4 separate regions of the Homo sapiens genome follow, and all the other regions are linked to region 4. The links are chromatin loops, found by intact Hi-C in ENCODE. Cell type or tissue: PC-9. All regions are shown on one strand. Each heading gives the region's core, and the rest is flanking DNA. Links, peaks and the distances in the headings are about the cores only.

Evidence for each region. A loop is a pair of places that touch in the nucleus more often than their neighbours do. Peaks named below come from ENCODE experiments on the same cell type or tissue, not always from the same donor. Only the 100,000 strongest peaks of a DNase experiment are listed, where the experiment ranks them.
Region 1: a loop joins it to region 4, with 12 times the contacts of the local background. A loop is called at or near these places in 7 of 110 quality-filtered maps.
Region 2: a loop joins it to region 4, with 7 times the contacts of the local background. A loop is called at or near these places in 14 of 110 quality-filtered maps.
Region 3: a loop joins it to region 4, with 2.8 times the contacts of the local background. A loop is called at or near these places in 28 of 110 quality-filtered maps.

Annotation. Positions count from the first base shown.
Region 1 is chr15:80,582,477-80,590,559 of GRCh38, forward strand. All of the region lies in intron 17 of ARNT2 (aryl hydrocarbon receptor nuclear translocator 2), which reads left to right. It overlaps ARNT2-AS1 (ARNT2 antisense RNA 1), which reads right to left and starts at 2,081. Exons shown (of 2, transcript XR_007064732.1): 1 at 1,342-2,081; 2 at 1-285. In PC-9, for the core only: CTCF peaks have their summits at 3,293 and 3,497; a DNase peak (open chromatin) is centred at 3,365; H3K27ac peaks cover 2,974 bases.
Region 2 is chr15:81,102,839-81,110,921 of GRCh38, forward strand. It overlaps a transcript of CFAP161 not described here. Among named protein-coding and RNA genes, the nearest start is that of CFAP161, 27 kb to the right of the region's middle. In PC-9, for the core only: CTCF peaks have their summits at 3,834 (motif pointing right), 4,045 and 5,802 (motif pointing left); a DNase peak (open chromatin) is centred at 3,863.
Region 3 is chr15:80,509,455-80,517,537 of GRCh38, forward strand. ARNT2 (aryl hydrocarbon receptor nuclear translocator 2) reads left to right here. Exons shown (of 19, transcript NM_014862.4): 7 at 4,457-4,522; 8 at 4,866-4,951. Among named protein-coding and RNA genes, the nearest start is that of ARNT2-AS3, 49 kb to the right of the region's middle. In PC-9, for the core only: CTCF peaks have their summits at 3,453 (motif pointing left) and 3,652; no DNase peak of the experiment used is centred there.
Region 4 is chr15:80,451,369-80,459,451 of GRCh38, forward strand. It overlaps ARNT2 (aryl hydrocarbon receptor nuclear translocator 2), which reads left to right. Exons shown (of 19, transcript NM_014862.4): 3 at 6,561-6,608. Among named protein-coding and RNA genes, the nearest start is that of ARNT2, 51 kb to the left of the region's middle. In PC-9, for the core only: CTCF peaks have their summits at 4,643 (motif pointing right) and 4,844; a DNase peak (open chromatin) is centred at 4,523; H3K27ac peaks cover 567 bases.

The sequences.
Region 1 (8,083 bases), core at 444-5,443, 130 kb after region 4:
CACAGTGAGACCCTGTCTGAAAAAACAAAAGAAAGAAAAATGCTGTGCAGAGCCCCTAGCACACAATGGGGAGTTGTCATCTGCTGCCCAGCCCTCCCCACCTCCTCCACTAACAGCAGCACGTCCGTCCCACTCAGCCCGAGGTCTTGGGGCACAGCATTTCCTGAGGCCATGCTTGTCCCTCCAGCCTTAGTCCCATTTACTTGCAGTGTGTCTCCTCTTCGTCTGTTAAGTATTCTCGCCACGTGGTTCACTGGAACCCAGTTTAGAAGCACAGCACCCTGTCTGAGGAAGGAGAAACCCCATAGCAGTTGCTCTCAAGTCAGCCAGGCACTCAGCACGGTTACCACCTTGAGCCCAGAATCCTGTTTCTCAGGATAGCATCCACCTTCCTGCAGTCACACGTGAGATCCTTCTCCACATCTGGTTCCCCACCCGGGTGTGGAGAGACCCCTTCACCTCCTCCTGAAGGTGGGCCTCATAGACTCAAGGCCTCCTGGGTACCTAGTCCTTCCCGGAAGCCCAGGGACCATCTGGCACCGATCTACTCAAAAAAACCTTCAGTGCCAGGCCCCGAATCAGCCCTGGAAGACAGGAGACCTGGTCCCCACCCAGAGAAGGACACAGTCCAGAGACTGGGTCAGGGGAGACAGACAGAGGTAAAGGGAGGCAGGCAGGACAGTCTGCAGGTGCGGCAGCCATGGTCTGCGTGGGGGCCCTTGTGGCTGCAGGCCAGGACAGTCGTTATGTCTGATGGGGTCAAGAGAGGCTTCGGAGCAGAGCTAACACGCAACCGTGGCAAGGTCTTGGAGCATCCCACTGTGGCCGTGACGAGACAGGTGGGCAGGCCACTTCCCTGCCCCAACCATCCAGTGCCTTTAGCTCCATGCCTCTGTCTAGTCTCCACTAAACAAATGCCAGGCCCTGAAGTATAAATGGAGACGGGACACAGGAAGGACGAAGCCCTGGGTTGAGGCCACTGCACCACTGTGGCCAAGAACAGGCTCAACACAGATGGGGCTCCAGGTTGGGTTTTTACATTTGCCTTTGAGCTATCTCACACTCAGATGATAATAATAGTAATGATAGCAGCCTGCCCTTAGTAGGTACTTATTATATGCTAGCATGTAGCATTCATTCAGTGCTCACAATAGCCCTAAGAAGGAGATACCATTATTATTCCCATCTCACAGATAAGTAAACTAAGGCACACTGAGGTCAGATAACTTACCCAGGCTAACTTACTATAGCTGATAATAGCAGAATCATGCCTTTGGAGCCAAGAATCAAAGCTGGGCAGTACATCTGAGACTGTGTTCCCATCCACTACTCTGTACTTACCATCATTTTCAAATCCATTCACAGGGGACCTCAGAATTAAGCAGGAATTGGATGTCCCAGCAGATGGCCCTTGATGTACATTCATGAGAAAGGGGCTGGAACCCTTCCAATGAGGGCATGGAAAAAGCATATAAAATCGAGAAATGAAGGACTGAGAAGTTTCTTATGGCCTTGCCATCAGTGCATCATGTGTTACCTTTGGCCACAGCTATTTGAGTGGAATAGGATGCAGGGAGAGTGTGTTGAAAGCCAGGCTGTGGTGGAGTGAACAGGTGATAGAGTGGAGACGAAGCTGAGCAGGAGAGCAGGAAGGGAGGCACAGTCTTGGGAGGGAGAGGGAGACCTCGAGGCGAGGGGTTGCTGTCATCGTCTGTGATGAGTACACTGCTGGAGGAAGGCTCCCAGTGCAGGCAGAGGGGACCCAGCATAAGGTGTTGGGGTTCACATCAGAGGTGTAGAGGGGCCTGGAAAATGGGTGGACACCAGACCCCCTTCTGACCACAGGGTCAGCTTTTACTCCACAGGGCTTCAAGGAAGTGGAGTGCTGGCTGGGAGAAGAGGGCAGGCTTTGGTTAAGGACAGAAGAAAGAGGGTGTGTGTATGGTTAGGAAGAGGACCCAAAGGGTTGTTCGTTAGTGAGGATGGTTACTCCCGAGGGCACAGTGGGAAAGGGTGCAGGGAACAGAGCAGGTAAGAATGGGTGAGTGGAGAAGGAACAGAGCAGGTAAGAATCGGTGAGTGGAGAAGGAACAGAGCAGTCTGCCCCATTAATGGTCAGTTTCATTAATTATTAAACACAAAGCAGGCTTAAAAAACAGGCCGTGTTTACATTTGCAATGGACACACACCCTAGCCCAGCGTGGGCACATCTGAGTGGCTTCCCAGTGCCCTCTGTGCAGCCCTGGGGCCTATTGGTGTGGCACTGATGGGTTCCCAGTCCTGACAGCACCCCACGGTACCTGGCCTCAGTTCATTATCCATGGCCAGAGCCCAGAGAGATAATGCGGTTGATCCCAGCCTCCTGCTTCTGGCTGGCTGGAGCAGGCAGGGGATTTGGAATGCCTGCTGAGCAGACTTGCCGGACGTCACCCAGTGGTGGACCAGGGGCAGACATCGAGTTGTGACAAGCATAGCATGTCACTTTTGAACAGTGCTTCAACTGTAGCAGACTCCTCAGGATAGCTTTGTAGACTGAGTTTATACATTGAGTGAGAAAAAACGCCCCTGCCTGGGTCTCAGCCCTTTCTGTGAAACACATGCTGGTTTTGTTCAACGAGCTTTCAGGAGTCAAGCCAAAGCATTTCTTCCATTTCAGACCTTTCACGTTATCTTGAGCTTTACTGCTGTCATAATTGTGTTTCCAGTCTTAGTATCATTTTCATTTTGAGTCCAGTCACAGCAAAAACCTAGCCATTTGAAATGTAGCATCCACTAGGAAACTACACAGTCCCATTACTTAAGCCCTGAAAAATCCAAGCATTTATTCCCTTAACAAAGTAAGTGGGGAAAGTGTTGTGCCTGTAGGGCCCAGTCAGGAGACAGAAACCATGGCAGTAATTTAAACAGGAAAAATTTAAAGATTTTGTGACTAATTAAAGGTGGTTAAGAAGGACCCTGAGGAATACAGGAATAATAAATGTGGGCAGCAGCTTCTACCTCTAAGGCTAAGGGAAAGTAGACAAGACAGGAACTAAGAACTTGGAAGAGGAGACCCCACCCCACAAAACCTGAGGTTCAGCCCTTGTTGGAGAATGTGCATCTGTCTTGGTAACACACTGTGGATGCTCTGGACTGCAGTGGGTCTGTAAAAGCAGCCTGCCCACTGACTGAGACACTCAGTAGGGGGTGCAGATGGACCAGAAATGGTCTACACACCCACCCCACCAGGTGGCCAAGAATTTCCCCAGGGAGTGCCCGCAGGTAAAACTGACTCACAGGAGGCAGCCTCTGGGTGGTAGAGAAATGTGCTGAAGAGGGAGCACCCTGACATCCTGCACACTGCGTTAGACACACTGCAGGAGGAAAGAAACACCTGATCCAGGAAGAGAAGCCACTTCTCTGCAGTACCTCGCTTGTCTCTCCAGCGTCCTCTGCTGAGAAAGCCTAACGCTGCACTCGCTGACAAAGGAGAAATGTTTGCAGGGTGTAGTTTCAGTATCATGAAACAGGGCAAAGAAGGATGGATTTAGAGCCAAGAGGCAATAAATTGATAACTGGCAAGAATGTATATGACCTGAATCCTCAAATTGCTCAGTTTCTTTTCATCTCAACTACTGCCAGGCATCTGCTTGTTGATATTACCTTGTTTCTTGGAGAAATGCAGGGAGCCAAGTGCACAGGTTGCTTAAAGAGAAATGGCTCAAAGGTGCTGTAGCAGACCAGGTTTCAATTCCTTGACTTGCTCCAAGTGTGGCATACACATACGTAGGATCTAAGTTACATTATTTTCTTAGCAGCATGATTTCCAGATATATTGTCTTGGCAAGCAACAGCATGTCCATAGCTCCTTGTTCCCCACATGCGTCTCAGTTTAGGGTGAGGTCTCTAAAGCAATTCATCCATGCATGACACAAGTCAGATCAGGTCGATACAGATTAAATCAGGTCACAATAGATAAACAACTCTGGGGATGAATGTCTTTTACAAAGCTCGAGAAACACATCCAGAACACATTGCCTTTTTGTAAAAGAGCCATGTCCATCCCAGCCTGCCCCACCTAGCCCATACTCACTTTGGAGAGGAGAATTGAAAGAATTTGTTATTCCAGGCTGGGTGTGGTGGCTCATACCTGTAATCCCAGCCCTTTGGGAGGCCGAGGTGGGTTGATCCCTTGAGGCCAGGAGTCCAAGACCAGCCTGGCCAACATGGTGAAACGTTGTCTCTACTAAAAATACAAAAATTAGCCGGGCATGGTGGTGCGCGCTGAGGCAGGAGAATTGCTTGAACCTGGGAGGTGGAGGTTGCAGTGAGCCGAGATTGCACCACTGCACTCCAGCCTGGATGACAGAGGAAGACTCCATTTCAAAAAAAAAAAAAAAGGAATTTATTATTTCAAAAATATCTGGAGTGAGAAACGAAAGGCATAATTCAAAATAGGGGAACAGGGTAGACTAAGCACAGGCAGGGAGCCAGTAGGATTTTGCTGATCTGAAATGTTTGCAGACACCATGCACCCTCTTCCTCCCCAGCTCCTGCCCATAAAGCTCAGTCCCGGACATTTTTACCAGTGAATTATGGGGAATTATAGACCTCTCCATCCCTAATACTAGTTAGTGTTGAAAAGGTGAGGCCTTAGCCAGAAGGCTCAGGAAGACTGTGATCCTTGCTGTAAGGTGCGTTTTTCTTCTGCCTAGAAGGCATTTGTAAGACAATGAGCTGCCCTTTGGTGCACCTTGTTACTTTATCCAGCAGGGTTTCTCAGTGTCAGCACTATTGACATTTTAGGCTGGATAATTCTTTGTTGTGGGGGGGCTATCTCTTCCTTATAGGGGGTTCAGCAGCATCTCCCTGCCTCTACCTACTAGGATTTCTCTGTTTATGATAATGACAAGTGTTTCCAGACATTGTCAAATGTCCCCCTTGGTTTGGTGGGGGGGTGGGGTTGCGCAAAATCACCCGATTGGGAACCACTGAGCTAAACCCAACTACATAGGACTTCCAAGCAGGACTTCAAGTGAGCCTTAAGTCTTAGGGCAATTTCCAAATCAGCTGAACCTCACAAGAAAAAATGTTAATGAGAGGAGAATGATAGCATTGAGCTTCAAATTTTTAAAAAAGGAGGATGTCATCCCTGCCTCTGTGACCTAGGAAGCCACAAGCTCCTCAAGATTCTGACCCGTGGTCTGAAAGCCCACACAGCTGGCCCAGGTGTTATCAGCCCATAACACAGTCTATCTGGGCTGGGAGGTGGCCCATGCACAGAATTATCTAGGCACAGAGAAGGGGAAGGATGTACATGACAGAAAGAACACATGTGCAGTAGCACAGAGATGTAACTGCATGTGGCTCATGGGGGACATGCAAGTATTGTCATGTGACTAGGGCAAGAGGGGCTGGAATTAGACACGAAGTGGGAGATGAGGCTAAAAATAGGTCCAGATCGTGAAGGATCTTCATGCCAACATCCAGAACATGGATGTTACTACATAGACCGCGGTCAACCACTAAGCAGTCTGTAAGCAGTGGACTACTGTTGGAGGGAGATCACGCCAGTAGCTGTGTGGTTATGGGGGCAGTGGGTGTGGCCATGACTCACAGCACTGGTTGGGGCAGTGAGAATGGAGGAAAGCAGGTAGGAGTTGAGAGATGGTATTTAGGGGAGTGGGAACTCAGCCGACCCCAGCCTGTCAATACCACCAGAAGTGCAAGTTTATCATCCCTAGCTCTTCCCACTCACACCCCTCAGCACAGTCAGTAATCAATCAACAAGCCTAGGCACCTCCTTCTCCATCACATCTCAAATCCACCCACTGCTCTCCAGCTGGCTTTTGTTCTGTGTTTTGAGCCACTGTCGTCTCTTGCAAGGATTGCTACAGCAGCCTCCTCCCCTCTGGCTCCTTCCCTCTCCTCTTGTCTACCCCATTCCTTTCTCGGTTGGTCTCTTTCCCTCTCTTTTTGTCCACCCACCCATGGACCATACACATCTGTGTGCTTCCTGCTTCTGCTTAAAAACCTTCAGTGTTTCTCTGTTGTCCCCAAAATTGGTCATACTGACAGTGTGGAACCTGACCCCTGGCTTACCCTCCAGCCTTATCTCTTATGACTTGCCTGATCTCACTCTATTCCTCTTCCATCCTGAGCCACCTGTAGATGCCCGGATGAACCAAGCCCTTTTTCACCATCAGGCCTTTGAACAGACTGACCCTTTTCTCTAGAATTATTTTCAACCTTACCTCCAAGCCCTATACCGGATTAATTACTAATTCCCCTTCTGGTGTCATCTGAGATCTCTGAAAAACCTTTTCTACTTGTCATGGCTAGTTAGGTATCCCTCGTAAGCGTTTTTATTCTAGTTCCTCTGACTCTTAGAGCAGCTCTCACCTGTGCAGAATTGCCTGTTTGCTCCCTTTCCCAACCATGCTATATGCTTGTTGAGAGAGGAACGATCTTATTCTCCAGTGTGTGTACAGTACCAGCATGGAGCCCACGTCAGAGCAGGAGCTCAGGAAATATTTGCCAAGTGAATAAATGAATGAGTCAGTTGATGAGATTAGAAGAGGTTATTTCCTTCTTGTTTGTTGACGAGAAGGAAGGCCTGACTCAGACCCCTGCTTTCAACATATGTTAAGAGATAAGGTCACTTACAGTAAGGACCAGGAGGCACGTGAGAAAGAGTAGTGTAAGAAGTAGCAGAACCAAAATCAAGTTCAGTCCTAGAAGTCAACAAGATAGTTTCAAACAGAATGATCAAGAGTGTTGGATACTCAAGAGAGATTGAGAAGAATGGGCACTCTTCAAATGCCTATTGGATGGGGCCTGGCAGTAGAGTAATTGCACAGGGTTGAGAAGGGAGGGAAAGGAGAAGATGCTGTGGGGTGGGGGTGGCTGTAAATGTTGATGGCAAAGGGAAGGAGAGGTAGGTATGTACTTTAAGGAGGAAGGGCTGAGGGCATTGATTTGTGATGGGCAAGCCCCAAGGAAACCATCATTGCAGCAGCATCCTGGGTGAGCCTGTGTGGCAGTCATCTTCCTGAATGCATAAGGACATTCCCCCAGTCTACCATGCCCTTCCTTCAGCACAGGTGGCTATGTCCCTCCACCCTTCTGCCAAGCAACATGGACCCACTGAAGGCCCCATCTTGTGCTCAGCCTCTGCAGGCTTCCAGAATGGGACAGGTGCCTGTCAGGTGGGAATTTCCTCGTAGCTCCAGCTGGCGATGCTACTGTTTTAACTTTGCCACAGTTGTGGACCCAGCCTTCCCTCTGCTAAGCCAATTAATGAGGCCAGTCGACACGATTCTATGAAAGAGTTCCTCCTGGCCCTTGGGGTCTTGTGTGGGATCATTAGGAAAAGACATTTCACATAGGCAGATGAATTTTTTATAGCAGAATCCTATGTGCACAGTAGATTTAAATCTCTCTTATGCTAAGGAGGGGAATGTACCCTGCCTCAATTTTATAGAATTCCTTACCAACTATTGTCATCATGTAGAGTTTGAAAAGCACCAATGGTAAGGCATTAAAGGGACCTTATGCATTTTATTAAAGCCCTTTATGTCTCAGGCATTATATATGGGTGGATGGGTGGGAGAGAGAGCGAGGGAGAGAGAGAGATTCTTCTCCCTGAACACTTTCTAACCTGGCCTCACATTAACGCAGTGCCCAGGCTGGGGGTTGGGTGGGGCCTGAGGCTTCCCCGTGGCCAGCATGATCGTTGGAAAGAGTAGTATGGGACAAGATGGGGCTTCTCTTGCCACCCAGAGCTTGACAGAGAGCCCATTATCTCCAAAATGGTACTGAATGATTTGAAACAAGAAAAAAAGCTTCTAAGATTTTTGATGTTCCTTAAAGGTATCTTCTCTGAAGGTATTTTTTTAAGCCTCCTCTTTGGTTGAATCTCAAAAACGTTTTTAGACAAAATTCCACTTACTGGATCCTCTTTGGTTGAATCTCAAAAATGTTTTTCGACAAAAAACCACTTACTGGATAGGCACAGTGGCTCACTCATCCCAGCACTTTGGGAGGCCAGAGCAGGGGGACTGCATGAGGCCAGGAGTTTGAGACCAACCTGGGCAACAGAGCC
Region 2 (8,083 bases), core at 1,882-6,881, 650 kb after region 4:
TGATGTTGGATCATTACGTTGGGTATTAATTTGGAAGGGAAGAATTTGATCTATGGGGTTGAATCAATGAGGAAGTTTTATAGACATAGAACATCCAAAAGATTGATAATAAAGGAGGATTTTGGAGAGTCTGCCAGACAAGCCTTTAAAATGTACCTGGGTTGAAAGACCAAATATCTTAGCCTCACTGAAGGGCAGCCGCTGGAGAAAGAGAAGACCGAGGAAGCACATGATGATGATGATGATGATGGTGATGATGGGCAACTTTTATTGAGCACTTAGTATGAGCCTGGCACTGCTCACGTCAAATTTATATGTATTAACTCATTAACTCATTTACTTGTTGCAGTAAGTGAACAAAATAGATAGTATTACTGTAGTGTTGTGATAAAGACTGGTTTTCATCTATGATTCCTGGCTCATAACTCCCATAACACAAGTTACAGGCTTTTGTTATAATGCTGGATGTGTTTGGCCTCAGGAAACAGAATCTCCTGCCCTCCTTTCACTTGCCCCAAGGCAGGACTCTAGTCTTTCCCCACCCTTCTGATTGGAGTCTCAAGATCCTCCCCAGGGAGGATCCCACCCTATATCCTGGAGAAAGGATTGGGGACCTTATGAACCTTCCATAAAAACTCAAGAGGAAAACAAAAAAAACCCAAGAGGACTGTGAATTTGGGGAGCTTATGAATAGAATAGCTGACCACCTGGAGGTTCCTGGAGGGTGGTGTGCCCAGGAAGGGCATGGAAGCGCCGCGTCCCGTCCCCCATAGCTCGCCATATGCATTTCTTCACCTGTATCCCTTGCAGTACTCAGTATAATAAGCTACTACCTGTGTTTACCTGAGTTCTGTGAGCTGCTCCAGCAAATCTCAAACCTAGAGGGGATTATGGGAATCCCAACTTGAAGCCAGAAGGTCACATGCTCTGGAGGTCTGAACTTGCAACTGGTATCTGGCTTGAGGGGTAGTCTTGGGAACTGAGTCCTCAGTCCATGGGTTCTGACACTATCTCCGGATAAATAGTGTTGGAATGAATTGGAGGGCACCTAGCTGGTGTCCGCTGCTTGGTGAATGGGGGAAAACCCCCTCATGTTTGGTCACAGATGTCCTCTTCTATGTTGATGGTTATTGTGGTGGTATGAGAGGTGAGGAAAAACATGATTTCAGAGAGTTTTTCCCTAAATAATTACTATCCCCATTTTCCAGATGGGAAAATAGAGGCACAGAGAGGAGAACAAAAACTGCTCAAAGGTGACAGAGCTAATAAGTGATGGAGCTGGTTGTCAAGTGCTTTTCCACTAAAGAAAAAGAATGGGCAGCCTTCTAATTAAGTAATGAAAATCAAAATTTTTTTCTGCAAGGCAGAGAAAGTAGCAGTAGAATTCAGCATGGAAAACAGGGACTGGTTCAGTCAAATGCTGCCAGGAGGCATCCACAGACAGGAGCTTTTAGCCAACTTCAGTTTTCGCCTTCAATTTTCCCTCTAGTGCAGTGAAGCTGGGAAGAGACTAGAAAGCTGTGACAGTGAGCATGGGGCAGTAGGGACTGCTTCCTAGGCCTTACCCAGGTCGTCTGAACTGAACAGGAGCGGGCCAAAGTTCTGGCAGCTACTTTAAAGACAGCAAGTATTCCACAAGGAGCTGCAAGGAAGGTATCCTCTCCCATGAGTGGGACTTAGGCTGTGCCAAAGGGATATGGTATCCAAGGGAGTTACAAGGCATCCTTTTGATCTTATTTGGAAGGTTCTAGAAAGATTGCATTTGGATCTCACAGGCTGAGGAAATATATAAAAGAATTCTTTCCAAATATCTTATATCTAAGTCTTAAGTTATTCCAATCTGAAAGTGTGGAAAAATCATCCCAAATGCCACTAGTCAGAGGTTATTTCCAATCCCAATCTGGAAAACATTCTTCCAGGCATCCCTGTAGGCTTCTATACATGGGTATAAAATTTTACATAAATGGCACCTACTGTATATGATATTCTCTAGTTTGCTATTTATATGGCATGTTGGTTTTCTAGGGCTGCTGTAAGAAATTGCCACAAACTTGGTGGGTTAAAACAAGGGAAATATATTCTCCTATGGTTCTAGAGGCCAGAAACCTGTTACCAAGATTTTGGCAGGGTTGGTTCCTTCCGGTGACTCTGAGGGAGAATCTGTTCCATGCCTCTTCTGGCAGCTTCTGGCGATCCTTGATGTTCCCTGTCTTGTAGCTGTGTCACCTCAATTTTTTGTCTTTCTTTTCTTTTCCCTCCCTCCCTCCCTTCCTTTCTCCCCCATACCTTTCTCCCCCCTCCCCTCCCTCCCTCCCTCCCTCCCTTCCTTCCTCCCTCCCTTCCTTTTTTCCTCCCTCACTCCCCCTCCTCCTTTCTCCCCCACCCTCCCCCCTCTTTCTTTCTCTCTCTCTCTCCTTCCTCTTTCTCTTTCTTTCTTTTTCTTTTTTCCTTCCTTTCTTTTCCTTCCTTTCTTCCTTTCTTTCCTTTCCTTCTTCTTTTCTTCCCTCCTTCCCTCCTTCCTTCTTTTCCTCCTTCCCTCCTTCCTTCCTTCTTCCCTTCCTCCATTCTTCCCTCACTCCTTCTCTTCTTTCTTTTCTGAGACGGGGTCTCACTGTGTCACCCAGGCTGGAGTGCAGTGGCCCAATCACAGCTCACTGCAGCCTTGACCTGCCAGGCTCAAGCAATTCTCCCACCTCAGCTTCTGAGCCAAGCAGTCAGTGGCCACTGGAGAGGTTGGTTGGCAGAAGTGGAGGGATAGCAACTTATCTGAGACAAATAGAGGAGGGTTTCCTGCAATTCTGGGGAAACTGAGACCTGCCTATTGCAGCAGCTCATGACTAATGTATTAACACTTCCGGGCTGCTATGAGATCCAGATGGACAGGCATTTGAAGGCTGACGCAGGCAGAAGATTATTAAGTCCACGTGATGTGCAAACACAGGTTTTGGAGGATGGGTAGCTGTGTATTTCCAGTGAATAAAATTTATGATAATATGAGTGTTTGTACTGTACTACAGATGGTCCCAGGAGTGTGAAAAAGAAACTGAACAATTCACTGATGTGGCAGGTGCTTTCAAATATCCCCTTGTCTATCAGGCATTGTCGCTGGGGCTAAGGCTATGTCGATGAAACAAAAAGACCCCTGTCTTTATGGGGCTTACACTAGTCCAAGTTGCTCATTGCTAAGAAAAATTGCCCATAATAGGGATTTGCAGAGAAAATGCAAAGTGTCATGAGAACCAGGGAGTAGCAGACAGCTTAATCTGGGCTGGGGATGTTGCTGAGGGAGATGACTTCTAAGATGGTCTTGATAGATGAGTAGAAATCACACGGAGAAGAAGGGTCTTGAGAAAGTAAATTCAAATAGAGTTAAAAGCAAGGGCAAGAAAGACATAGTTTGGGGGAGTCTCAAGGATTTTGATATTTTTAGAACATAATGTGAAACAGGATTATTTGCAGGAGTGAAACCTAAGACTATTGCAAGTAGACAATAATTTAATAGGCTTCCGACATCAGACTGACGGGGTTTCACCGTGTTAACCAGGATGGTCTCGATCTCCTGACCTCATGATCCGCCTACCTCGGCCTCCCAAAGTGCTGGGATTACAGGCATGAGCCACCGTGCCCGGCTGGCTTTTAACCTCGGTGTTTATTACAGTGAGAGAAGATGTATCATTAGTTCCAGAAGCAAAGGTTTACAACTCCCTTTGGAATCAGAGACCCACTTGTAAACTGGAGTCTTCTGAACTGAGCCTGGAGAACACCTTGCTGTCACTGCATCATTTTTCTAGTCACAAATCAGAAGCTGTACCCACGAATTGCCACATGAGGGCACACTTGCCCAATTATGAAATTAAACACGCTCTTTCAAAGGTCAGGGAAGCCCTTGTCCTAAACATTTCTTCTGGATGAGACATTACTTTTGAGCATGAGAAACAGCCCAGTGTGGCTGTGTGGTGGCTCAAGCCTGTAATCCCAGGACTTTGGGAGGCCGAGGCGGGTGGATCACTTGAGCCCAGGAGTTCAAGACCAGCTTGAGCTACATAGCAAGACCCCATTTCTACAAAATATTTAAAAATTAGCCGGGCGTGATGGTGTGCACCTATAGTACTAGCTTCTCAGGAGGCTGAGGTGGGAGGATTGCTTGAGCCAAGGAGTGCAAGGCTACAGTGAGCTGTGATCACACTATGACACTCCAGCCTAAATACAGCAAGACCCTGTTTCAAACCAACCAAAACAAAAAACAAGCCCAATGCGACTATCTAAAACCTGCAAACATCTGCTGAATGAGGTGCCTGGAGGAATTTGAGCAGAAAACTGGTTCCCATTCTTGGTCTGCTGTCAGACTTTTCATAATAATAAGCAGTAGTATTTACCGAGTACTCACTGTGTCCTAGGTACTGTGCCAATGTGTCACACACGTCATCTTACATACATATCCACACTCATCATATAACGTGAGTGAGGTTATTTCTCCATTTTACAGATGAGGCAACTAAGTCATAGACTGTGATTCCACCCAAGGTTTACACAGCAGGTGAGTGCTTGGTTCTGCCATTTGGATTGAGAATATCTGACTCCAAAGCCTGTGATTTAAATTACAGAGGCTGGGCACAGTGGCTCATGCCTGTAATCCCACCACTTTGGGAGGCCGGGGTGGGCGGATCACCTGAGGTCGGGACTTTGAGACCAGCCTGGCCAACGTGGAGAAACCCCATCTCTCCTAAAAATACAAAATTAGCCAGGTGTAGTGGCGTGTGCCTGTAATCCCAGCTACTCAGGAGGCTGAGGCAGGAGAATTGCTTGAACCCAGGAGGCGGAGGTTGTGGCGAGCCGAGATCATGCCATTGCACTCCAGCCTGGGCAACAAGAGTGAAACTCAGTCTCAAATAAATAAAATAAAATAAAATAAATAAACAGAGCTGGTCATATAATATTGAATTATTTTCTAACCTCTTGTAACGGAAGTACCCAAATAAAACTGATGTGTATAAACATGGTCTGAGACCCACAAATGCTATGAACACATGAGGAAGGCTTTATTTTTCAATGTTTTCTTTCTCCTTTCCTCCCCTCTTATCACATTTTTTTTTTTTGATGGTGGGTTTTAGTTCTGACTCCCATGTTAACTTATGTTTTCCCATACTATCTCTGCACTTCCGTTTCCTCGTCTGTGAAACTGAGACACACCCTATCTTCTCCCATCAGCTTAAGGGAACCGGAGAAGCTGACGGTTTGGGGAAATGAGTCTGCCTTGATACCCTTCTGTGCACATTCATCCAGTATCTTTAAGTTCCTGGAAATGGTCTCTTTCTTAACTTTACCCTATTGTACTGTAAGTGAATAATTGCATTGCTTCCAAACCTTTTATAATTGCTGACTTTTAAATTGCAGAAAAATAGAAATGGACCCAAACAGATTCATTCTTGTTGCATTCTGAATCTTATATTCAATATGTGAAATGCTTTTATTTATATTTTTCTGAAGCCATAAGGGCCAGCATTTTTTTTTTTTCCCAACCAGCAACAGGAGATGAATGGGTCAATGAGAATCAGATGAGTGTTCCCACAGTTGTGGCCAGATAAGGGGTAGGAAGTAGAAAAGGCCCTGGACAAAAAGTCAAGTGACATTAATTCTAGCCCCTGCTCTTCCTCCTGAGGGGCTTGTGGTCCTCAAGGGTTTGGACCCACTCTGGGCTTTTATTTTCTCAGCTGTAAAATTAGAAGGGCCAAACTAGATCGGTGGTTTTCAATCTATGCTCTACAGATTCTTAGGGCCCTCTGGTGGGGCAAGGTGGAAGTTTTGGCCCCAACTCACCCTTTGAGTCTATCATAAGACCACCCTTTTTAAATCTGTGAGGCAACTTCAAAAGTTCTTGGGAAAATGTAATTAAAAGGTAAAAATAAAAAATATAAGCTTTATTTCTCAACATAACCTCCATCATATTCAAGACACTTTTGTAAGCAATGTTACCAGCCATTTAGTCCAGCTGTAAAGAATTGAGGTTCCTGGGAATTTAACCATGTCAATGCTGTCTTTTTTACATTATTAACTGAAGAAAAAAGGGTTTCCTTTAAAAGTTTTTCAAGATTCGGAAACAAAAAGAGGTCAGAAGGAGCCAAATCAGGACTGTAAGGTGGATGCCTAATGATTTCCCATTGAAACTCTCACAAAATTGCCCATGTATGATAAGAGGAGTGAGCAGGAGCATTGTCACGGTGGAGAAGGGCTCTCCAGTGAAGCTCTCCTGGGTGTTTATCTGCTCATGCTCTGGCTAACTTTCTCAAAACACTCTTATAATGAACAGATGTTATCATTCTTTGGTCCTCCAGAAAGTCAACAAGAAAAATGCCTTGAGCATCCCAAAAAACTCTTGCCATGACTTTTGCTCTTGACTGGTCCACTATTGCTTTGACTGGGCCACTTCCACCTCTTGGTAGCCATTGCTTTGATTGTGCTTTGTCTTCAGGATCATACTGGCAAAGCCATATTTCATCTCCTGTTGCAGTTCTTCAAAGAAATGCTTCAGGATCTTAATCCCCCTTGTTTAAAAGTTCCATTGAAAGCTGTGCTCTTGTCTGCAGCTGAGCTGGGCACAATGGTTTTGGCACCCATCAAGTAGAAAGTTTGTTCAACTTTGCTTTTTTCGGTTAGAATTGTATGTGCTCCAGCCTGGGCAACATAGTAAGACCCTGTCTCTACAAAAAATTTAAAAATTAGCTGGGTGTGGTGGTGTATGCCTGTAGTCCCAGCTATTCAGGAGGCTGAGGCAGGAGGATCACTGGAGTCCAGGAGTTTGAGGCTGTGATGACCTATGATTGCACCATGGCACCCCAACCTAGATGACAGGGTAAGACCTTATCTCAAAAAAGAATTGCGTAAGTTACCAATTGAGATGTCTATGATGTTGGTTATTGTTTCTACTGTTAATGTCAATTCTCTTTAATCAGGGCATAAAGAAGATAATATTTTTCCTTCCAAATTGATGTGGATGGTCTACCACTGCAGGCTTCATCTTCAACATTGCCTCATCCCTTATTAAAATTAATTATTCATTTTTAAACTGCTGATTTCTTTGGGGCATTATTACCATAAACTTTCATAAAGCATCAGTGATTTCACCATTTTTCCACCCAAATTTCTGCATAAATTTGATGTTTGTTCTTGGTCCAATTTTAGCAGAATCCATGTAGCTCTGATACGAGATCTTTGCAAACTGATGTCTTATCCTTCTTAGTGCCTCAAAATAGATCCTGTTCAGACATTCAGTACAGGTTAGTGTGAGTTTGTTTTGGTGCAAAATTTTTTTAAATCCATGTATAGTTTTTTCATAAGATGTGTCTTCCATGAACTTTTTGAAGACCTCTCATATTTGTTTTATGTAATTGAATTCTGTCTTGCTTTTGTTTAAAAGAAGTCTCCCCTGCTTAAAAGGGGGCAAAAATTTAAAAAATTTTCTGGTGATTTTGAAGGACAGCATCCTCCTATAACGAAAATATCAGTTAAAGGTCTCTATGTTTTTTGATATCTAGAATAAATGACTTGAAGCCCCCCACTCCCTCCATCCCCTTTATGCCACTTAGAAGTCTGAAACCCTCCCCAGGATATCTGTGAATTTCCAGGAGGGTGCTGTTCTCCTGGTCACCCTTGCCTCTGGGTGCTTCTGGAGAATGCATCACCACAGATGGGAAACTTCATTTCTTTTCACTCTCTTAGGCAGACTGAGACTAAACACTACTCTGGGTCCATGCCGGCATTCCCATACCCACCAGAGTGTTAACTACAAAAGGGTTTCCCTTTTTAGAAGCCAGTGGAGAAAGTAAATAGTAAGAAATCTCTTCCGCTCTCAGGATTTCATAGTATAAGCAGGCATATTACCCAAGTGGTCAGCTTCGGTGGAAGGGGACTGGAGACTGACCACCAGATGATCAAGGGCACTAAAAAGGGGATGCAAGACCTTAGGCTCATAGTCCTGTTCCTGGGGACGAATGCTGGGCTCTGGTGGCCATGCTGGGCTGCGGAGAAGCAAAGGTGCATTGTTGGTGTGATATTCTTTCCCCCAGGGGTCTGCTAGAAGCTGAAG
Region 3 (8,083 bases), core at 1,287-6,286, 57 kb after region 4:
CTAAAATAATAATAATAATAATAATAAAGCAAACAAAACCCCTGCCTGCATAGAATTCATTTTAGTAGGGGTGATACAAAGTAGACAAAAGTACCAAGTAAATATATGGAACATCAGATGGTGGTGAGTGCTATGGAGGAAACATAAAGCAAACTTAAGTGGGAGTAGGAAATAGCAGATTTCGTTAATTTCCATGTTATATAGGGTGGGAGGGGAAGACATCACTGATAAGGTGACTTTTGAGCAGAGACCTAAAGAAAGTGAGTGAATGAAACAAGGGAATGTCTGGGCAAAGAGAAGGGCAAGTAGAGGGAATAGCAAGTGCAAAGGCCTGGAGGCAGGGATGGTCTTGGCATGTTCAAGGAACAGTGAGAAGGTCCTTGTCTCAGAAGCAGAGTGAATGGGGTACGGTGCAGGAGGAATGGGCAGAGATGTGGTTGAGAGGTAGTGGATGTTAGGTCGTGTTGACTTTACATCGCTTCAGCTTTTACTCTGCATGAGATGAGAGGTCCCTGAAGTTGACTGTGAGAGTTACATGTTCTGAATAACATTACTAAAAACTGCCCCGGTTTTCTGTGGAGAGTAAACCTGTGGACAAAGAAGAAGGGTAGAAGTAAGGAGGTTATTGCAATGATTCAGGTGAGAAATGTGATTGTGGTAGAAAGTGCTCAGATTTTGAGTGTATTTCACAGACGGAGCCAGCCTTCAGGCAGGGTGTGAGGAAAAGAGAGAAGTCAAAGGTTCCGCTAAAGTCTTTGCCCACTCAGTCGGAAAAACTGAGTTGTCATTCTCTAAGATGGAAAAGGTTGTTGGGGGGAGCTGGTTTGGGGTTGAGGGGAATTCCAGCATTTTAAGGTTAAGATGCCTGTCTATAAGAAACTTAAACAAATTTACAATAAAAAAACAAGCAACGCCATAAAAAAGTGGGCAAAGGACGTGAGCAGACACTTTTCAGAAGAAGACATACATGCGGCCAACAATCATATATAAAAAAAAAGCTCAATATCACTGATTATTACAGAAATGCAAATCAAAATCAAAATGAGACACCATCTCACACCAGTCAGAATGGCTCTTATTAAAAAGTCAAAAAGGGCCGGGTGAGGTGGCTCATGCCTGTAATCCCAGCATTTTGGGAGGCCAAGGCGGGCAGATCACGAGGTCAAGAGATCAAGACTATCCTGGCCAACATGGTGAAACCCCGTCTCTACTAAAAATAGAAAAATTAGCTGGGTGTGGTGACGCGTGCTTGTAGTCCCTGCTACTCGGGAGGCTGAGGCAGGAGAATTGCTTGAACCTGGGAGATGGAAGTTGCAGTGAGCCGAGATCATGCCACGCACTCCAGCCTGGCAACAGAGCAAGACTCCATCTCAAAAATAAATAAATAAATAAATAATAAAAATTTAAAAAGTCAAAAAATAACAGATGCTGGTGAGGTTGTGGAGAAAAAGGAATACTTACACAGTATTGGTGGGAATGTAAATTAGTTCAGCCATTGTGGAAGACAGTGTGGTGATTCCTCAAAGACCTAAAAAGAGAAGTACCATTTGACCCAGCAATCCCATTCCTGGGTATATACCCAAAGAACTATAAATCATTCTGTTATAAAGACATATGCATGCATATGTTTATTGCAGCACTATTCACAATAGCAAAGACATGGAATCAACCTAAATGGCCATCAGTGATAGACTGGATAAAGAAAATGTGGTACGTATACACCATGGAATACTATACAGTCATAAAAAAGAAAAAGATCATGTCCTTTGCATGGATGTGGATGCACCTGGAAGTCATTATTGTTAGCGAATTAACACAGGAATGAAAAACCAAATACCGCATATTCTCACTTACAAGTGAGAGCTAATGATGAAAACTCAGGGACACATGGAGCAGAACAACACACGCTGGGGACTTTCAGAGGGTGGAGGGTGGGAGGAGGAAGAACATCAGGAAAAATAACTAATGGGTACTAGGCTTAATACCTGGATGATGAAATAATCTGTACAACAAAGCCCATGACACGAGTTTACCTGTATAACAAACCTGCACTTGAACTTAAAAACTAAAAAAAAAAAGATGCCCACAGACACCTAGACGGAGAAGATGAGCAGACAGTTGGACATGTAGTTCTGGAATCCAAGGAACAGGTTGGGGCTGAAGATATGGACCTGGGGATTGACATCAATAAAATGGTATCTAAGGCCTCAAAACTGAGATGCATGTGAAATCTCGTGGGAGGTGGGTATAGACAGAGGAGAAGACAGAGGACTGAGTCCTGGGGCTTTCCTGCCTCAGGGGGTTGGGGAAGAACCAGCAAAGGAGACTGAGAAGGAGCAGAGAGGCAGGTGGGAGGGGAAGAAGAGAGGGCAAAGGGAACAAGAGAGGGCGAAGGAAGTTTCTGGAAAAAAGGAGTTATCAAAGGCCAAAGGCTACTGATGAGCCCTGAATGTGAGCCCTGAATGTCCATCACTGGACCTCAGAGAGAGAACCAGCAGGAGATATGGCATGTAGGATATACGGCACGTAGCAGCACAATGGAACCACTTACTAATGTCACCCTCACCTAATTGCGTGCCACAGGATCTGTGACTTGCACTGGGGCGTCCGTTGCGTACTATGAATTTCCAAACAATAGGTGCTTTAAAATAAGTATCTATTTTCCCTAATTTAAAGTAATCTTTTAAAGCAACTACACTTTTTAAGCAAAACCTGTTTATGTACAGGCTGGTTGGTCTCCCTCAGATCACCAAGGTTGCCTGTGCTGAGGGGAGACCTGCTTCTCTCACCCACTCCTTGGGCTCTGAGAACTGGCAGAGACCATTTGTTCTGTTTTACGAGAAATGGCCCTTCAGGGATTTGAGCCTCGCTGTTCTTTTCTCTGAGTCTCCTCCTCTCGAGGCTGAGCCTCTGGAATTCTTGAAGGCACAGATGAAATCCTCTTCACCACCTGCCTCAGGTCACAGGATGGTGCTGGAATGACAGAAAGCACGCATGTCTCCATTTAACTTAGGACTGGGTCCCCACAGACTGCCTGCCCCTCTTTCAGCAGCAGGGGCAAGCTGGGCAGTGGGATCCACTTGCATTGCTGTGCATCCAGAGATGAAATGCCATCAGTTAGTGTAGTCAGTCACGGCATGTTTGTCCTGCAGTGCTTCTGTGAATAAATGCCTATCCTAGCTTAGTAGACATTGAGTAGAGCACCAGCAATACAAATCTTAATGGTACCATCTAAGCAATTCCCTTATGAATAAATTGATTGAAAGTGCCATAGTATATCATTTCCATTAGCCCATAAAGCCATTATCACTGCCCCGTCAATGAAATTCATGCAGTCCCTTCCCTGCCCTAGTGTCCTTCCAGGGAGCGTGATATTGGTTGCTCTTTGAAGTGCCAGGTCCATACTGCCTGTGTTTACCTGAGAGGTGGGCAGTGCTGCCATCTACTGAGAACATAACATTTTCCTCCAAATGAAACAGCTATTTTCAGTAAAGCACTGGGCACAGTCAGCCAGAAAAGGGCAGAGGGCCAAACATTGCTGGGCAGCAATGACATGGGGTGAGCCTCCTGTGAAGACCACACTAGTGCTGGCAGCTGTCTAAGGTCTCAGAGTATAACTAGACTCTTATCCCTGCTGTATTGAAAATTAAGATATTCAGGATATCATTTGTGATGTAGTTGGGAAATGGAAATGCACATAAAAAATGGATATACCAAGCAGCAGTCAGAGCCTGGCCATGGTGCAGGCTTTGGGTGTTCAGCACCTGAGATGCTGAGAGGATCATTGTAAAGGGAGGCAGGAAAGGTTGTCCCAGAGTGTACAGTGTGATGCCACCATCCCCTGCCTCCCAGATGGGGACTCACAGAAAGACCGGATTCTCTACCTGTTTATCTCTCATCCCCACGCTCTCCTCTGCCATCAGCAGACTTCCAGCTGTCTGGTTGTCCCTAGTGCTAGAACAGTGTATGGGAGGAGAGAGTTTCCACAGCTGTGATGCTAAAGCCTGAGAAGATGTTACTGTTCATTAACTGGCAACATCTGTTTTAAGTTGATGTCACTGCTCAGGCCTGAAGGGACATTATTGCTGTCATCACCCTCTTCCCTTCTTTCCTAAAAGCCATGGAGTTCCACTGAAATGATCTGCAGGACTGAGCATGGCCAGGTCTCTCCTAGAGTCTTTCTGTAGGTCTCCAGCTCCTGGACTGGGCCCTGAAACAATTTCAGTGTGTGTTGTAATGTGGGTCACACTCTCCTTTCTTCAGTCACAAAAAAAAAAAAAAAAAAAAATCAAAGGCATGCAGGTCTGCTTCTGCACTTTTGAAGAAAATTGGCTATAGGCGTCACCTGAATAAATGTGTAAGCATCAATTAAGGCTCATCTACTTGATGGCAGCACCATATATTGAATAAACTTGCCTGGGTCTTTGCTCATTCTAATACACTTGTCACATCTTAGGTGTGGAAATGCTCCTTTGGACCACCTTCCTCTAAACAGAATAACCACCATGAGGAAAAGGTTCAGGTCAGTATCTCTTCCGATGTATATTTTGGGACTGTTCTGGTAGATAGTCTAAACACCCTAAGCTAAGCAGCCTAGATTAAAGAAGGGGCTTAGTGTGGTGAGGACCAAGAGAACCAGACATCAGGGTGGCAGTGGCAGAGATGAGAGAGAACAGGGAGTTGGGTGGAATTTATTTTTGATTTTCAGACCATGTGGGAGGAAGGAACACAGGATGGTGAGGAGTCAAGATTCAAAACCACAAAGGCAGACAAGGGAACCCAGTAGCTTAGATGCCAGAGGAGTCATCAACATCCTTGCCTCACCCTCATGTGATGAAAACAATTTCACAAATGTTCTTTTTTAGGAATGGCCTTGGCCCTGTGAAAGAAGGAGAAGCCCAATATGCTGTGGTCCACTGTACAGGATACATCAAGGCCTGGCCACCAGCAGGTAAGGAGACCTGCATGTAAATTCCACGGGAACTGGGTGCTGCTCATACCTGACCATGGTGTCCTGTTAGAGAAGTATTCTCATAGGAATAGGTAGGAAAATATTCTTATTTTTCTTTGTGGTTAGAACACAATGATCTTTGTAATTGGAAAACATCCTGCTACTTGAAACAAAGGTTTCTGTAAAGAGCTAATTGTGCAACCAGACGCAGTGGCTCACGCCTGTAATCCCAGCACTTTGGGGGGCCAAGGCGGGTGGATCACGAGATCAGGAGATGGAGACCACCCTGGCTAACACAGTGAAATCCTGTGTCTACTAAAAATACAAAAAATTAGCTGGGCGTGGTGGCGGGCGCCTGTCGTCCCAGCTACTTCGGAGGCTGAGGCAGGAGAGTCGCTTGAACCCAGGAGGCAGAGGTTGCAGTGAGCCAAGATTTCGCCACTGTATTCCAGCCTGGGCAACACAGCAAGACCCCATCTCAAAAAAACAAACAAACAAACAAAAAACAAAAAAACCCACAACTAATTGTACAAAGGTGATTGGAGTCTTAGCAACTTGTTTCTAGGTTCTGTCACCCAGAGCATTCTATAAAGTCAGAGTGGCAATTTGAAATGATGAGTGTATCTAAATCATTACAGAAATGCAAATAAAAGCCACACTGAGATACATCGTATTCTCACTAAGATGGTTAAAAGACAGGTAACAACAAATGTTGATGAGAATGTGGAGCAACTGGAATCCTCATACATTGCTGGTGGGAATATAAAATAGCATAGCCACTTGGGAAAACAGTTTGGCAGTTCCTGAAAATATTAAAAACAGAGTTACCATATAATTCAGCAATTTTCACTCCTAAATATACAACCAAGAGAATTGAAAATGTTCATAGCAACATCATTCATAATGGCCAAAAAATGGAAACAACTCAAATGTACACCAAGTGATGAATAGATAAATAAAATGTGGTATATTCTTGTAATGGAATATTATTCAGGAATAAAAAGCAATGAAGTATTGATACATGCTATATTATGGACAAATCTTAAAAATGTCATGCTAAGTGAACAGAGTCAGACACAAAAGGCCACATATTATATGATTTCATTTATGTAAAATGTCCAGAATAGGCAAATTCATGAAGACAGAAAGTAGATTTGTGGTTTCTTGGTACTGCAGGGAAGAATGAGGAATGACTGCTAATGGATACAGTGTTTCTTTTGGGGGTGACAGAGGTGTTCTAAAATTACATAGTGGTAATAGTTGCACTGCTATGTAACTATATTAAAAACCACTGATGTGAATTATATATCAATAAATTTGTTCCTAAACCAAAAAAAAAAAAAAATACAATGTTAAACAATTTTTTGTTCACTTTATGGCCCAGAATGTAGTATATATATCTCAGTAACTATTTCATGTCAGCTTGAGAACAATGTGTATACTGCTGTTGTTGGATGAAGTATTCTTTTTTTTTTTTTTTTTTGAGACGGAGTTTCACTCATTACCCAGGCTGGAGTGCAAAGGCATGATCAGGGCTCACTGCAACCTCCACCTCCCGGGTTCAAGCGATTCTCCTGCCTCAGCCTCCTGAGTAGCTGGGATTACAGCCTCCCACCACCACACCCAGCTAATTTTTTGTATTTTTAGTAGAGATGGGGTTTCACCATGTTGGCCAGGCTGGTCTTGAACTCCTGACCTCAGGTGATCCACCTGCCTCGGCCTCCCAAAGTGCTGGGATGACAGGCGTGAGCCACCGCACCCAGCCAGATAAAGTATTCTTTAAATGTCAATTTGATCAAGATGATTGATAGTGCTGTTGAGGGCAACTATGTTTTTATTGACTTTTTTGCCTGCTCAATGTAGCAATTACTGAAGGAGAAATGTTGAAATCTCCAATTATAAGAGTGGATTTTCCTGTTTCTCCTTGTAGGTCTTTTTTTGCGTCACGTATTTTGATGCTGTGTTGTTTGGTGCACATATGTTAGGGATTGTTATATTTTCAAAGAAAAGTGTTCCTTTTTATCCCTGATAATTTTCCTTGCTCTGAATTCTGCTTTGTATGAAATTAATAGAGTTTCTTCAACTTTCTTTTAATTACTGTTAGCATGGTATATCTTTCTCTATCCTTTTACTTACAACTTAACTGTGCCTTTATATTTAAAGTTGGTTTCTTGTAAACAACATATAGTTGGATCTAGTTTTTTAATCCACTCCCATAATCTTTTAACTGATACATTTAGACCAGTTACATTTAACATGATTATTGATATAGTTTGATTGATAGCTACCATGTTTTCTATTCATTGCACTCATTCTTTGTTTCTTTGCCTCTTTTTTTGCCTTTTTTAAGTTTCTTTAAAAATATTTTTATTCTTTGCCCTAAGTTTGCAACATACATTTACAATTATTATATACAATTACAAATATATATATATATATATATATATATATCCATGTTCAAAAAATATTATGCCACTTCATGTATAGTGCAGGCACCTTATAATAAAATCTTCCTTCTTCTGTCTTTTCATTTCTTATACTATTGCTCTCATTCATGTCACTTATGTGAATGCTATCATCACCCAATACATTGTTACTGTTATTGCTTTGAACAAACAGTTATCTATTAGATCAATTTAAAATAAAATGTTTTATTATATCTTTATTTATTCCTTCTCTGATGCTCTTCTTCCAAGGAACTTATTTTAGTATTTCTTACAGGGCAGCATTACTGGTGATGAATTCTGTTTTTGGTTTTTTGTAGAAAATGTTTATTTCTCCTTCACATTTGAAGGATTGAAATTATGAGATATGGAAATATAGGTTGGCAGCTACTTTGTTTCAGTGCTTTAAATATTTCACTTCATTCTCTTCTTGTTAACATGGTTTCTGAAGAGAAGTCCACATAATTCTCATCCTTGTTCTTCTATAGGTAGTGTGGGATTATTTTTTCTAGCTTCTTTTAAGAGTGTCTCTTTATGTTTGGTCTCCTTCAGTTTGAATATAACATGCCTAAATATAGAGGGGTTTGTTTGTTTGTAATACTGCTTGGTATTCTCTGAGGCTCCTGGATCTGTGGTTTGATGTCTCTCATTAACTTTGGACATTTTTCAGACATCATTTAAAAAATAT
Region 4 (8,083 bases), core at 2,047-7,046:
TGTCCATTCTTTCCTCCTTCAGAGATGGTGTGCAGGAATTCCTTTCAAAATAATTGGCTAAATCTCAGTGCTTGAAGACCAGACAGTTGGCATTGTCTGCTGCTCTGCTGGTGAAGGTGGTAATAATACTAAGTACTATTGTTCCAAGTGTACTTGTTCTGATAGGGCCAGAAATGTCATCACTCTTGAGCAGATGGAACCAAAACTGCACCTATTCATGATCCATAATGTTTGTGGCTGTACACAGACCTGAAAAACCAACCAACCAACCAACTAACCAACCAACCAACCAACCAACTACCCACCAACCATCCAACCAACCAACCAATCAACCAACTAACCAACCAATCAACCAACCAACCAACCAACCAATCAACCAACCAACCAACTACCCCCCAACCATCCAACCAACCAAAATCCTGCAGGAAAAACATGATGGACATTTTCAGACTCAAGATATCACCTAGCCCCTTTCTCCTGTTGAATCTATTTTATTTTCGATGCACTATTTGATAAACAAGGTTTCTCATGAAGTTGAATCAATTTGTACTTTTAAAGCAATTTCTGATAACACACAGCTCCTTGGGAATGCAACTGTCTGGTTACAGCAGAACCCACTTCTCACAGCCCAAGGCCTGCAGGGTGTGCCCGTTTTTAGGTGGTCCAATATGATTCTTAAAGGGGGCATAAGTGGAGGCAATGGGAAGTATCAGGATCTGGGATGGAGTGTGGCTAGAATGCAAAAGCATATTCAGCCTTGTAATTTTAGGTTGGAAAAAAGACTGTTATGTGTGTTGTATAGTCTCTAAAGGAGGGCCTGAGATTTTTATGATGAGGGAGAGGGTTAAAAAGCCCAGCAGCAGAGCTCAGTGGTTATGCCAGCTTTCCCTGTATTCAGCACGCTCACTTGCACTCGCTGGGTGCTGATACAGCCACTTCTCTCTCTGCAGCTGCCACCATCTTTACAGCAGAACCAGCAGAGCTATAATGAGCAGTGTTGGTGCCTGGGGCAAAGCTCCACAGATCAACTCTGTAATAAATGATGTGGCTCACCGCTGGGGCTTCCTGCAAACCCAGCCATCCGATTTCAACCAGCCATTCTTGCTAACTAGGTGCTAAACTCAGCAGTTGCTAAAAGAAGACAAGAGGTGTCAACTTAATTGATTTTTTTTACAATTCCAGGCCTTTTAAAATTATTTTAAATGTCTATGTGCACTCTAACTCGCATTCCCTGAGGACAGAGCCCCATTGCTTGCCCAAGTCCTTTTCCAGAAGAGGCCAGCACAGGGCTCTGTGAGGAGGGAGGTGGGCTGAGTCAGGACCAAGTCCAGGCAGAGATGCTCAGGCCCAGCCTAGTACTTACAGGACCAGAAACCGTCTCTGTGCTGGGAAGTCGCCTCTGAGCCTCTGCCAGGAGTTTCCTCTTCCCCTCCCGTAGGGCCTGGGCTGCGGTGAGCCGAGGCTGCTTCCCTCCTCGGCCTCCATGTTTCTGACCCCAGCCTGGTGTCCACACCCTGATTTGTGGTTGCTCCCCGAGCTGATGATTTGACTGGGGACCCAGTCCCATTTCTTTTTATTTTATTTTTAGAGACAGGGTCTCGCTCTGTGGCCCAGGGTGGTCTTGAACTCCTGGCCTCAAGCAATCCTCACACCTTGGCCTCCCAAAGTGTTGGGACGACAGGCATGAGCCACTGCATCTAGCTTCAGTCCCATTTCTGAAGAAGTCCTGCACCACTGTGCTTTCCTTCCCGGGTCACACACACAGCGTGGCACTGGAGGCAGATGTGGATCCTGAGCAGGCAGAGACAGAGCCTAGCATGGAGTTCCACTTAAAGCCAAGGGAATGAAACATCAAGAAAAGCAATGAGAGAGGAAGGAGGATGAGCAGCAATTGCTGACAAATCACCCAGGGGCAAGGGCAGGACCTGTGGAAGGCAAATCAATGGGCTTGACCTCTCTAGGGTGCTTGTCCTCCACCATCCTCACTCCTACTTCCTTTTCCCTGCCGGAGGGAGGGGGCACACAAACCATGATTCCACTTGCCAAGCCTCAATGGCTTAGAGATGTATCCTGTGTCTAAGCAAAGAAACCTCCATTTTTACAGGGCCGTTTCCATAGTAATTCTTGCATCTGACGTTTTTACATGTTTTGCTGAAATTCTATGACTGAGGCCTCCGCTGTTCTAGAAGCTCATGATAATAGCTCCTTCAACCACAGCCTAAACACTTAACTAAGTACAAAGGAGACCCTGATGGAAGTCACTCACTCTCATCGAAATGCAGGTAACCCCATGGCAGGCCCCTGCTCCTGTGCCATGGCACGCATTTCCCACTGCCCTCCCTACTGATGGCATGGTGTTCTTCCACCTCCCTTTTCCATCTGAGAATGTGGGACATGGTGGAGAGACTCAGAGAGAGAGGGGAAAGAAGAGAGAGGAGGAATGGGGGTGGTGGAAGGGGGTAGTGGCATTGGCAAGGACCTTCCCACACCCCCATTCCTTGCCTAGGTCTTCCCACTCTGACCTGATTATTCTGATGGAGGGAAGTATCCCAAATTTCCAGGATAACCCCCCTTCCCACCCTAGTGTTCCAAAGCCAATTAGAACCAATGTCTTGCAGTTGGGATCCTCCAGGCCTCCCGCCGGGCCTAGCACTGTGGATCTTCATGGTTTAACTTTCTTCCCATTTCCCTGACAGCCTTCATCAGTAAGTGTCTTAGCGAGCTGCCTGCTCTCCCAGCATTTGGGACTCAAGGTGGAGGTTCCAAAGTCCCAGATTCTTTCAAAAGTGATTCCACATGCGTGGGAGAAATGAGCTGAAGCAAGTCACCTGGAATGCATGTTTGTAGTAACCTCCCTGATCTCAGTGACAGGGTGGTGAGGGGTGGGGGGCTTCACTGGGGCAAATTCAGTTGGGGGAAGCAGCAGTGGCTAGTTAGGGTTTGTGCCCATCTCAAAGCCAGCTTTTGATGGGTTGGAGGGTGGAGGCTGAGGGCAGGGATGTGTCAGTCCCTTTCCACTTGGAGTCCGATGCTGGGCTTCTAAAATAGCATCACTGAGGAAAAACTATTTTCAAGTTACTTATAGCCAATGGACTATTTTCAAGTTACTTGTAGCCATCTCCCTCTAAGGTAACCCTGGGAGCTGCTGGAATGTGGTCAAATTGCAGGTATATTTATGTAAGCAGCTGTTTCTCTTGGTGAACTTTTATGTGCTAGCATTGCTGCAGTCTGGGCTGGCCAGTCCAGGCTCTGAAGGAGGAGCATTTTCCAGCAGCCCTTGACACTTCACTTGTTGCAGAAGCTTTGGGTTGGCCCAGGATCACTCCTTTACTGTCACTGTGGGACCAGCCCTTTTATCTCACTAGAGCATAAGTGACTTCTGTTTAGAGGCTCGTATTTGATGAAGCATTATTATGATTACAGTCACCGTCAGGGAGCTTCACTTCACTCACAACTAACTGCAAGTTCAGAAATGCTTATCATGGCTTTCTGTCGAGGCAGGCATTCAGGCTCATCGACGGAAAAGTACAGTAAAATGCATTTTCAGCCCCCTTTTTGAAGACTCTTCTATCATCCATTCACTGTGTTGAATTAAAGTGAGTACAATAGGACTTAAAAGTCATATTTTGATTTCTCTCCTTTATTATCCAGATGCTGCTGTGTAATAGAGACACATACAAGATATAAAACAAAGGATGATTTACTTAGACTTATAGAAAAGAAATAGGCACAGCTTATGGTAGTCCTATGTAAAGTAGAGAATCCAAGATGGTGATAGCAGTCCAAAGCAGCAGCATCTTGGCAGGTGTGGCTCTAAAAGATCCTTTGTGTCCTCCAGGGTTGCATTGTTTTCCATGTTGCTGATGAGCCAGTGAGACTGTTTTCGGGTGGATTGAGTCATCCTGAGTATTTAAACATTTGTGTCCTGATTTACCTCCTGGTTCGCCTCCGAATTCCTAGAGCTGATGGCTGTACACATGCACAGGTGTGAGGCACAGGATCTGGGTCCCTAATTTTCCCAGACAAATGCTGGTTCCCAAGTTCCCGGCGGACTTCAGAAGACTCTGGCTCTGGAGCAAGGCCATCTCTTTCTCATACCCTCTGCTTGATTGAGCCACAGCTGACCTGGCCAGCGTGGTATTATTTACCATGGGGCTCACTTCCTTATCTGTCTGGTCCCACAAAGGGCTGGGTAAAGAACAGAACTCTTTGCAAAAACAAAAGTGACCAACCATCCTGGTGTGTCCAGGACTTTTCCAGTTTTAGCACTGAAGTCCTAGATCCCAGGTATCTCCACTCCTATACTGAGAAAATCAGGATGGTTGGTCACCCTAAACACCCCGAAGATCATGAAGGCTGAGGACAGAGGGCTGGCTTATAAATTGCATTTTGCAGGAGTACTGACAATCACACTCATACCAACTTGAGCTAAAAGGAATTTTAAAGATAACTGTATGTCTCACACCCACTTGTGGTTTTGTTAAATGCTTGCATGAGTTCTTTGGAATGTTGAAACTGCTATTTCTTTTTCTTAACGCTGAAATGTTTTTGACAGCACGCACGGGGTGTTAAATAACCTTCATGTGGACGGCAAAATCGCTCTTCCCCATGGTGAACACTAGGTGGCAGCGTGGTTCTGCGGCTCTGCAGAACACCGGGTGAATTTGGTTACAGCATTTTTGGTGCTTACCTTCGCGATGTAATTTTCCGAGAAAGGTGGGGTGATGGCTTAGTAATTATGCAGAATATTGATAGCTTTGATTCGTTTAGAAAGTCTTGCATTCAGCTCCCACTTGTCCACAACATCGGCAACTCTAAAGCTGCTGCCCGGTGCCTGGTTTCCCAAACTACCTTGCAGAGGTGTGTGTCTGTCTCTCTTAGTGGTGTCTGTAAGGCCCTTTAACTGTACTTTTTTTTTTTCTTATCACTGTTCTACCCCATCTCCTCTTCTTTTTGTGCGTAGGTATTTCTGTTATCATTACTGTCATCTTTTCCAGTTATGTAACTCCTTTTGTTCTTATACTGTTAGTATAACCCTTGTGTCCGAGAACCAGAGATTCCAAATTAGCAGGGGATCCCGTCAGGTCATTCCAAACAAAATAAGGCCAAGATTAGGACTTTGGCTACGCAGTACATAAAACAAAACAAAAACAAAAGATACTAATTTTAAGAAGAAAATACTTCTTTGCCTTACCTAATTCCAGTCCCTAGGTCCCTCAGTTTGCACCTAAACCCCTAGAGACTAGGATTTGTCTTGTTGGGAGCTTCTTGGGTGTGCCCATGCAAGGATGGCTCGCCCTGTGTAATCTGCCATTTCCTGGTAACCTGGGTGTCCTGTGCCTTCTCCAAGTCACTCATTAGCCACTGAAGCCCTGCCCTTAGAGCCTGAGGGTATGGGTCACCCTTACTGGGAGGCCAGCAGCTCTAGAATCTGTAGCAGTGGTCATTTAATACACACTCCATTCTGATACTGAGCTGTTCAGGCAAGGAGTTTCTCAAGCCAGGCTGCCAGGCAGGCTGGCCTTCCTTCTCCTTGAATTCCATGGGAACTGTGCCTCATCCAGTCCACCAGGACTACAAAGAACAAGATGGGGAATGCAGGGACTCTGAGACATTCTCTCCAAGGAGCTCCACTCACGTGGATGTCCAGGAAAGCTCAGACATCTGTATCATTTTTCATTTTGTTTCCCCAAGGACTCTGGGTACACTTGACACCAATTAAGTACCCCCTCTGCCCTAACATGTTTAGGAATTGTGTGAATTACCATTACAGAGACATGATTTTTTGAGAAGAGTTTGAGGTATTAGTTCAACAAATATCTATCAAGTCTTTTTGTCTTATGTTTACACTGAGAGGCCCAGTAAAGGGTGAATCTGAATAACTACTTGGTGAGTTTCCACAAGCACAGCTGATTTGAGTAGCTTGAGCCCCAAACAGCCATTTTCCCCTCAACAGCCATGTTTGTGGTCCTGGATTTAATAGGGCAAAGTCTTAAATGTCCTTTTCACTTTGACTCATCAAGACCAGCCACATTTTTAAGCAGTACAACCGGTAGTATTTCTCTTTCCCTTGTGATCCCTTCACCCTGAAAACTTCTGTTTTCAAAATCCCGTGAGCCTTTTTAGGCTCTTAATATACCACAAGATAAACTAAGAAAAAAGTCTTAATGTGGAATAGGTGATGCAGAGGGGTGCAGGTATTCCCAAAGATGGTGAGAGAAAAGGAAGAGACACCTTTCCATCATAGCCAGAGCAATCCATTGTCTGCTAAGAGTTCTAAGAAGGGAATGGCATATAGAGTTCTGGAGGGGACTAGTTGATACTTAAATATTCCCAGCCATAGAATTAGTGGTGCTTAGACTGAAGACCTTTCATTTTGCCTCTTCTTGTCTTGAACCCGTTTGATGACTGTGTAGAGATATTGCTTGTAGCACTGCCAAAGGTTGGGATCAATGGATAGCAGTCCTAGTGAATAAAGCTCCTTTTGTTCCAGCAGCTCCTGTTACCAGTTAAAATGTTCTCCTAATAATCAGTGCTCACTTGTGATCTTGACTTTTCAGAATGGACTTCGATGATGAAGATGGTGAAGGCCCCAGTAAATTTTCAAGGTAAGTTTATTTTATTTTCCTTAGACTTAAAGAAGGCAATAGCCAGCATTCACCTTAGAAAGATACAAGAATGTAACGTCTTTTGTCATTGCAAAAGCCATTGCCTGCAGTTTGACTGGTCCCTCACTCTGTGGCAGTATTTGGCCCAGTGGCAGCTAGCTATTAGCGACCCTGCCACATCCCAGCAGAGATGATCAAAAGGTAAGTAATAAGTTATTAACTCTGTTTGCTTTATAAGAAATTAATGTCAATTTTAAGGATTCATTTTAAAAAGACAATAGGGCTTTTTAAAAAGTATTTTTAAAAATTCCTATGTCTTTTAAAAAGGAATCTATTAAAATTAATATTCATTGCTTATAAAGCAAACAGAGGAATTCATTCTTCCTGAAAAGCCCTAGAGTTCAAGTTTAGAAAAAACTGTCAAGATAAGTCTTTTATTGCTACCATGGAAAATAAGAAGAGATATGAGAAACCAGGCAGCTGTGTTCTGGATGCAGGATAGAAAACTGGGTTTTCAGCTCCTAAGAACTGTATTGCCCCCTGGCCACGTGACAGCATCTTTATCTGGGCTCTGCGGGGCCGTCCTGAGTGCAGACCACCTCATGGAAAGTTTGCTGGATCATGAATGTCCATGGGTTATACACATTGCATACGTGAAGGATAAGGCAGGCCCAACCCCATGACTGTGTCTTTTTTTTTTTTCCATTTTGTTTAAGATATGGTAGGAAGTTTGGCAGTGTTGACAGGAAGGCACAAATCATTCCATCATTCTTAGCAAAATTCACATCTGTACCCACTTACCTAAGGAAGGGCCTGCCTTGACATTCCTCTCCACTAGCCAAGCCTCCAAGCCTTCCTAATTCTTGGTCATTGATGGACTTGAAAACTTGCCATGGGTGACGGTTGCTTTTCTTCTGTATCCATGCTCCATAGTTTGGACTGATGGCCTCAGTTGTTTTTGGAGGAACCACATGCATATTGAGTTCTGGGCCCCCTGAGTTACCCTAGTTTTCTCCCCTCATGGTAGCCATTTTTGGTGATGATTCCTTTTACAAACTGCATTGCGATTGTGAGTTCCACACACTTTTCCACCAGTCCAACAGGGACATGCATCTCCTTACTTCCCAGGGATTCCCAGAGTCTCCAAGTCCATAGTAAACTCGCATCATGCCATACACTTTCGTCCCCAAAATCTTTTCCTTCCGTCTTTCAGCTTCTGCTTTGGTTGAAACAGTAGAGAGGAGATGGAGAACATTTTGGTCACTAATGACCTTGGAGTTTCGAATCAAAACAGGACATGAGTTTCAATAACAAAAGCATGTATTGTTTTCCCTCGGTGCAGACAGAATGGCAGCTTGGACATCCACCCATTTCTTGGGATACACTTTAATAGCAGGGTGTGCTTTCTTGCTGAAATGGAAACAAGGGCACATATCTCCCTGCCCCAGTTTGCTCTCGCTGTACACAGCCTCCCT